Regions from separate parts of the Homo sapiens genome. Here region 2 is linked to region 1. The links are chromatin loops, found by intact Hi-C in ENCODE. Cell type or tissue: sigmoid colon. All regions are shown on one strand. Region 1 has its middle 19 kb from the start of NTN1. Region 2 overlaps NTN1 (netrin 1).

Region 1 (4,000 bases):
AATGAGGAAACAGACACAGAGGGGAGGGATGACTTCCACTCAGAAGTTGATGAGTAGTACGGAGATTCCATCTCCCCTACACACCTGGGACACGCATCTGGCCATTCCAGAAACTCCCCTTCGTCCCAGCTGTGTCAGTTCTGCCTCTCAACCGAGCTAAGATTTCGCCATAGAGCCACAGCTCTTTCTCTTCTCCCAGTGGCAGGATTCCACTGGGTGAAAGGGCCCAGGGCCAAGTCGGCCGGGTGAGGTGGATACACGCTGAACCCCGAAGACGGGAAAATCCAGAGTCTGGAGCTTCACCTGGCTAGAGCCGAGCCAGCCCTACCCACTGGAGGCGCCACAGCCTGGCTGAAGGCGCTGGCGCGGCGCGGTCCTCTGGATTAGGGCTGCGGCGGGAGCGCACGATCCCGCTGCACCAGTGGGCTGGGGGTGCCGCAACAGGAAGGCCCCAGCATTCAAACTCCGTAGGCCGTACGTGCCCAACACTTAGCGCGTCACCGGATCCAGAAGGGATCAAAGGATAAAGCCTCCGTCACCCGCTCAGCAGATGTCCCCAGGCGGACCCGAGGGTCCCAACAGGGGTGGCGAGCAGGAGGCCGGGGAAGACACCGTGTCACCTTCCAGGCCGCGAGGGCGACGGGGCTGATAGCACAAGGAACTCGGAATAAAAAGTCTGTGCAGGTCGACCCTGTTTCTACTATCTATGCTTGTGCATTGAACTCCATTCACAATTTGGGAGCCCCAGAAGCTTGCCGTGTCGCCTCGGGCACGCTCCGGAGGGTCTGGGCCGCGGGCCCTCCTCTTTGGCGAACCTCGGGGGTTTTGGACGGACGCTCCCGAGCCCCAGCTCCGCCGTCCGCGCCTTGAGCAGTCGCCTGCGCCTCCTTCTAGATGCGCGTTTGATTTTCTAATCAATCTCTTTGTCCCCTGCGGCCTTCACCCGAGTCTCCAGTTTCCCCGTTTCCCTCGGCCCCCGCCTGGGTCCAGCTCTCGCCCGACTTTCCCGTCGAAGGCACTCGAGTGAGTGATTCCCGGGAGCCGAGGCCGAGGCCGGCGGGTCCGCGGCGCGGGCCGGAGCTGTATGGAAATGGCCAGAGGAGCCGGCGGGCGCGGCGGCGATTTATTCTGGGAGTGACAGCCCCTTTGAGCGCTCGGCGAATGGCATTTTCTGTCTGTGAAAGCCTTTCTTCCCACCTCTGTTCAGATTAGCCCGGGGGATGAATGCACCCATTATCCAGCCCGCTGACCATTCTGAAACGCCAAATTAATTACTAAGCACTGAATCAGGCGCCGGGGCCGGGGCACCGGGAGGTGTGAAAATAGCGAGCGGCTGGAGATGGGGAAAGCGAGGGGTGCAGCGCCGAGGGGGCCGGGCGGGGTGGCCCGGGGCGCGGGCGCGGCAGGGCCGGGGCTGGCTTGGCCGGCCGCCGAGCGCGACCTGCCGGCGTGACCGTGCGCGACCGCGGGGCCAGCGGGCTACAAAGGACCCGGGCGGGCAGGAAGGCGCGGAGCCGGGGTCGCGGCCCGGAGCAGGCTGGGGCTCGCCGGGACCGCGGCCAGAGCGCGCCAAGTGCGCAGGACGCGGGGCTGGGGCTCTGGCGTGCGCCCCTCGCCGCGCACCAGTGCCTACTTTTCCACGCACCGCCCGGGATGGCCGCCCCCAGACGGCCCCGGCCCGCGGCCACCCCCGCCATCCCCGCGCAGGCTCTACGCCGCTCCAGCTGCCCTCCGAGGCCTTCAAGAAAACTTGGGCGCCGCCCTCCGACCGCAGCCCCAGCCAGAGCTTCCCGAGCGCGGGGCAGCCGCGGGCCGCCCCCACCCGGCCGCGACTCGGGATCCGCGGGTGGCACTTACCTCCCCGAGGCGCCGGCGGCAGCGGGAGGCGAGCTCTCCGCGGCTCCCGTTCGAGTGCGCGGGGCACGGAGGAGCGCGCGCCTTTAAGACTCTTCCCCGAGACTCCGCCAGGTGGTGTCACGCCGGCCCGGCCCTCGCGGCTCCTCGCCCCGCGGCCACCCGGCTCCCCTGCCCATCGCGGGCAGAACACCAGCCTCCCGCTCGCACCCTGCGCCCCGCCGCTCGGGCTCCAGTGGAGCTGGGCCAAGATAGGATGCGTGTAACTTGGGACACACAACTATCCAACAGAAAGCCACCCAACCTACACACTCTAGCTTTGGTTTGTCTGGGAGTTGCAGGGGTCTTTTTGTTTGTCTGTTTGTTTGACCGAGTGCTGGGGGTAAAAATGGGGAGGAGAGAGCTGAGAAGTCTGACCCAAGGACGTGCGATCATGTCCCCACTGCCATCACCAGCGACAAACCTCAATTCCATGCTAACTGGTCTTTTTGCCCTTCATCCAAGATGGTCTGCTGACACGCCTCCCCCAATGACCATTAAAATGACTGAAGAGATAAAATAGAGGGAGAACTGTCGCCACTTAACACTAGGGGAATGCGTCATTCACACTCCTGAAACTTAGAAAAGTTTAAGAGGATCCGAGGGATGGCTGAAGGAACTCCACATTCATCAGGCGAGAAGCAGGAGCCGGCCTGGGAATCCCCAGCACAACACTCCCCCGGCGCGCCTCCTCCAAGCTCTGGGTACGTGTGACAGTTCACCCGCGAGGCCGGCGCCTGGGAATCTCTGCCGAGCTTAAGGCTGCTGGAGGACACAGGTTTGCCGGCATAAACTAGGATCCTAGCTTCAGGCCATTATTAAAATTTTACATCATATGCTTGCTCTTTGAAGAATCATTTTTTGACATTGGCATTGTGATTTCAAACTACGTTCATAATTAACTCAGTTTTTCTCTTTTTTTTGGTAGTGGGTGTGTGTGGGGGTGGGGGGCGGTGGTGGCGCAGGTGTGTGTGGGGGCGGGGGGCGGTGGGGGCGCCGGGCCCTGCTCAGTCATCCTGGCTGGAGTGCAGTACAGTGGCGGGATCATGGCTCACTGCAGCCTTGACCTCCCAGGCTCAAGAGATCCTCCCATCTCAGTCTCCCGAGTAGCTGAAACCACAGGTGCATGCCACCACGCCCGGCTAATTTTTAAAACACTTTTTATTTTGTAGAGACAAGGTCTCAATGAGTTGCCCAGGCTGGTTTGGAACTTCTGGCCTCAAGTGATCCTTCCATCTTGGCCTCTCAAAGTGTTGGGAATACAGGTGTAAGCCACTGCACCCAGCCTTCTAACTCAGTTTTTCTGCCTACATTGTTTATTGTCATTTCATTTACGTAAATGACTTCCTCATTCCTGAGTTCCTTACTTTGATTAATTTCTCACACCACTGAAATGCTACTTTGAGTAAACCTTGGGGGAAGGGTGGATGGACGGTGGATTTTTTGAGTCTTCGCATGTCTCAGATTGTCTGTTACTTTATACACAGACAGTAGTTAGATATAAGAGTCTAGGGTCATAATCCTTTATTTACACTTCAACTCTCTAAAATAGGCATGTTGCTAGCATTAAACAGGGAAGCAAATGTAAAGCACTTACCGTGTTCTGCACCTAAGACGTAGTAGAGGATCCATGACTAACTATTTATGACTATCCTTTATTAGTTATTGATTCATTGTCTGTCTTGTGCTTTTTTTTTTTTTTTTTTTTTTTTGACAGGGCCTTGCTCTGTCCCCAGGCTGGAGCTCAGTGGTGCGATCGCAGTTCACTGAAGCCTTGAACTCTTGGGCCCAAGGGATCCAAACCTTGGTCCAAGATGGTCCACTGACACACCTCCCCCAATAACCATTAAAATGACTGAAGGAATAAATAGAGAACCGTCGCCTCCTGTGTAGCTGGGACCACTGTCATGCCTGGCTAATTTTTCAATTTTTTTGTAGAATCAAAAAATCTTTTTGATTCTTTCTTTTCTTTTTTGATGGAGTCTCGCTCTGTTGCCCAGGCTAGAGTGCAGTGGCGCTATCTTGGCTCACTGCAAGCTCCCCTTCCTGGATTCACGCCATTCTTCGGCCTCAGCCTCCCAAGTAGGTGGGACTACAGGCGCCTGCC
Region 2 (4,000 bases), 160 kb before region 1:
TTCCTTTCAGGCTTTCATTAACATTTGTTCAGTTGTGGAGCTATTTAATTCTTTCCTACAAACACGGATCATACTTTTATACATCTAGTTTTGTGGGGGTTTTTTTTCATAATAATGAACATTTTCTTGTGTCAAATACTGATCTTCACAATGTTTAAAAGATGTCCGGGCTGGGCATGGTGGCTCACAGCTATAATCCCAGCACTTTGAGAGGCCAAGGTGGGCAGATCTCTTGGAGCCAGGAGTTTGAGACCAGCCTGGCCAATATGGTGAAACCCCGTCTCTACTAAAAAATACAAAAATTAGTCAGGCATGGTGGTTTGCGCCTGTAATCCCAACAACTCGGAAGGCTGAGGCAGGAGAATCTCTTGAACCTGGGAGGTGGAGGTTGCCATGAGCCACCACTGTACTCCAGCCTGAGCCACAGAGCGAGACCCTATCTCACAAAAATTAAAAACTAAAAAATAAAATTCCTCTGGCACTGTGTTGCATGGCTATGCATAGTGGGCCTCTTGGAGTTGGAAGTGGAGGCATTTAAAAGAAGGACCTCCCAGGGTTGGGCACCTATAGGTCGTTTCCCATTTTTCACTATTATAAATGTCAACTACCTTTGAACATAAAGGTAACCACCTTGAACCACCTTTGAACATATATATTTGTGCTCTGCTCCAATGACTGTTGTAGTGCAAATTTCTCTAGATGGAATTACTGGGTTGAATTTTGAACCTACATGTTTTTATATTTTTATTTATATTTATTTATTTATTTATTTGAGATGGAGTCTCGTTCTGTAGCCCAGGCTGGAGTGCAGTGGCGTGATCTTGGCTCACTGCAACCTCCGCCTCCCAGGTTCACGCGATTCTCCTGCCTCAGCCTCCCGAGTAGCTGCTATTACAGGCGCCTGCCACCACACCCGGCTAATTTTTTGTATTTTTAGTAGAGACAGGGTTTCACTATGTTGGCCAGACTGGTCTCAAACTCCTGACCTCGTGATCCACCCACCTCGGTCTCCCAAAGTGCTGTGATTACAGACATGAGCCACTGCGCCCAGCCCTTCTACATGTTTTTAACATTGGCACCAAATTGCCAAACTGCCCTCAAGAAAGGCTGTACTGGCTTATACACCTACCAGCAGGATATGAGAGCTCCTATTTCACCACGTGCTTGAAAATAATAATATGCATTTGGTATCGGCATTCTTTTTAAAAAATATTGGCCACTCTGTCTGAGAGAAAACACACACACACAGACGATTTTAATTTGCATGTCTTTGATTACTAGGAAGGTTGGGCATTTCCCCATGTATTGTTTTTCTATTTATATTTCTTTTTTGTGCATTGCCTGTTCATGCCATTTGCCCAGTTTTCAAATAAGGTGGACTTTTTTCATGCTGTCTAGTGATCAGGAGGATTAAACATTGTTTGTCTTTTCTGCCATATAAGCTGTAAATATTTTTAAGTTTCTCATTCACATGTTACTTTAATTTGTGATCTTTAGAAAAACATGTGCCTCTTTAATTTTTCTCTCTGATGTTATGACAAGCTTCTTTAAGTGCTCTTCCTAGAGTCACTGCCAAGTCACTCACCCATTAGTCATTTCATTTACAAATAGAGGTGGACAGGGCCCTAGAAAAAGCAGTGTGGGATGCAGGAGAAAAGACAGCTCCTGCCCTGAAGTCTGAAAGCAGCCAGAAGCCAAATTAGACCAGGGGATGAGTCCCAGAACCTTGCTAACTGTCCTCCGGCAAGTGTTCCCAGGGCTGAGTTCAACCAAGTGCAAAGAAAGAGGCTGCAGCTGCACCTTGCCCTCCTGCAGACGACTGTCACGCCTGCACACACTCACTCTCTTTGGACTCACTCTGCCAGACAAGGGTGACAGGGGCCTGCTCAGAGAGGTGAAATGACCAACCAGCCCAGGACCACAGAGCCAGTAAATGGGGGGGCCCAGGATGGGAACCCTACCCTTCTGGCTCCTGGTCCACTGGCTCAGAGGAAAAGACCCCTATCACTGGAAGTAACAGCTGGCCTAGACTACAGTCAGAATCTACATCTTTCTTACAAGCACAGAAATCACAGGAACTGGAACACCTGCCTGGGGACAGGGATCTGGAAGGATCACCCAGGCCTCACTTCCTCAGGCCTCCCTTGTACCAGGAAAGGCCTGATAACAGCATCATCCTGTCCTTCTTGGAGGCAAATGTCCTTCTCCTGCATTTTCCAGAGGGGCCTGCCCTAACCTCTGAGCCCCTTCTGGGAGCTCAGCCTCCACTTTTCCCACCCCAGGAGGAAGCTGGGGGCTGGTAGCTCTCTTCCATATGCACCTTACGCCAACAAAAGGTTCTTCCTAAACAACTGGTCACACAAAAGAAAACTCTGAGGCAAACATCAAAAGGCAGGGCTCCCTTCCCTCCCCTGCTTCTTGGAGCTGTCAGGAGACATCAAGTGGCAAATGCCCATGCTCAGACTTCTGCAAAGTATTTTACAGCTTGTTTTCTTTTCTCTTTGTTTTATTTTCTCTGCACAGATGGAAAAATGCGTTGGGCAAAGCAGCTCACATCTGGATCCCTCGGCTCCACACAGAGGCGTCACCCAACTCCCGGCCTGTCCCTAGCCCCTTCCTCAGAGAGACACCTTAATCCTTTGCGCCTTCCTGTTTATCTCCTGCATCTCTTGGAGGCAAAAATATTGGGTATTAGTTTCATTATCAGATTTCAAGACAGGGAGGAAAGGGCAGCTTTGTGAGAACAGAGAGGTCAGCCCAGAGAAAAGGGGGTTGGGGGTGGCAGAGACACTCTTGAGGGACCAGCAGGGGCAAGGACAGAAGCACTGCCTAGGCCATTGAGGCTCTGCCTCTTATCCAGGGGTACCCCAGACACCCACAGACACCCCAAGCTTTGTGCCCCTCTTTGGCTATCATGTGAGGATCACCAAGGATGCATCACATGTGGCTGCATTTCAGACCCAGGGCATAACGAGGGTAAGGAAGATAGGAGGGCGAGAGGCCCCACTTTCCAACCAGAAACCCAGTAGGAAAAGAGGCCCAAGAGGTGGGTTCCTATTTTCTTCCCCCATCAAAAAGTCCTCTAAGTCCTATTTCAACACATGCCTGTGGCCACTCCTTACCTCTCAACATTCCTGCCTTTCTGCCCCTCTCCCTCTCCCACCAACCTGGAACTGCTCAACCCCTTCCCACTCCCCAGGTCAGGTCAGTTCAGTGCATACTCACAGTGTTCTAGCTATGTTCCCAGCTCTGTGCTACAGGCTATGTGAGATACACAGATGGACAATGCACTCTCAACTATCCATGGGTTCCCCATCTAATGGAGGGAACAAACTCATGTCAGAAAATTCTCTGATCAAGTGGGACTAATCTCTCATTAACTGTGTTGGTTTGCTGAGGATAGGGACAGCGTTTGCTCTTATATCCTCCAGCCCACAGAAAGCCTTCATACATTTTTGTTGTGCAAATGAGAGACAGAAAGCAAACAAGAGAGAAGATAGATGGATGGATGAATGAATGGAAGGATGAAAAGGTGGATGGATGGACGGATGGATAGATGGAGAGAGGGATGGACGGATGGATGGGGTTGATAGGTGGGTGGAGGGAGGGAGGGAGGGAGGGATGCATGGATGGATGGATGGACGCATGCATGGATGGATGGATGGATGGATAGGTAGGTGGGCAGGTAGACAGGCAAGCGGGTATGTATAGAGACAGTTAGATAGTTAGACAGGTAGGGCAGATAGAGGATTTACTGCCTGAACCACTCCCTGACAAGGCATAGCCTTGCGACATCTGATTGTTGCTTTCAACTGCTTTAACTCATCAATTTAACTTCTGTCTGCTCAAGTAGACTGCTGTGCTTTAGAGAGAAAAACCCACATCTAAGTCCCCTGGACTCTTCCTGGAACTCTAAGTAGTGCCCTTGCACACAGAGACTGAATCTGCATCCATTGTTTTTGATGAATTTACCAAACCATAAGTGTTGGCCCACCCCAAA

The links. Peaks named below come from ENCODE experiments on the same cell type or tissue, not always from the same donor. Only the 100,000 strongest peaks of a DNase experiment are listed, where the experiment ranks them.
Region 2: a loop joins it to region 1, with 4 times the contacts of the local background. A loop is called at or near these places in 4 of 110 quality-filtered maps.

What each region holds. Positions count from the first base shown.
Region 1 is chr17:9,001,002-9,005,001 of GRCh38, reverse strand. It overlaps a transcript of NTN1 not described here. Among named protein-coding and RNA genes, the nearest start is that of NTN1, 19 kb to the left of the region's middle. RefSeq lists an enhancer at 551-1,180 and silencers at 1,805-1,854, 1,885-1,994. In sigmoid colon, a CTCF peak has its summit at 1,941; DNase peaks (open chromatin) are centred at 1,073 and 1,771; H3K4me3 peaks cover 1,754 bases; H3K27me3 peaks cover 831 bases.
Region 2 is chr17:9,156,573-9,160,572 of GRCh38, reverse strand. The region is part of intron 2 of NTN1 (netrin 1); the gene reads right to left. Among named protein-coding and RNA genes, the nearest start is that of NTN1, 140 kb to the right of the region's middle. RefSeq lists an enhancer at 3,914-4,000. In sigmoid colon, no CTCF peak of the experiment used is centred here; a DNase peak (open chromatin) is centred at 1,712.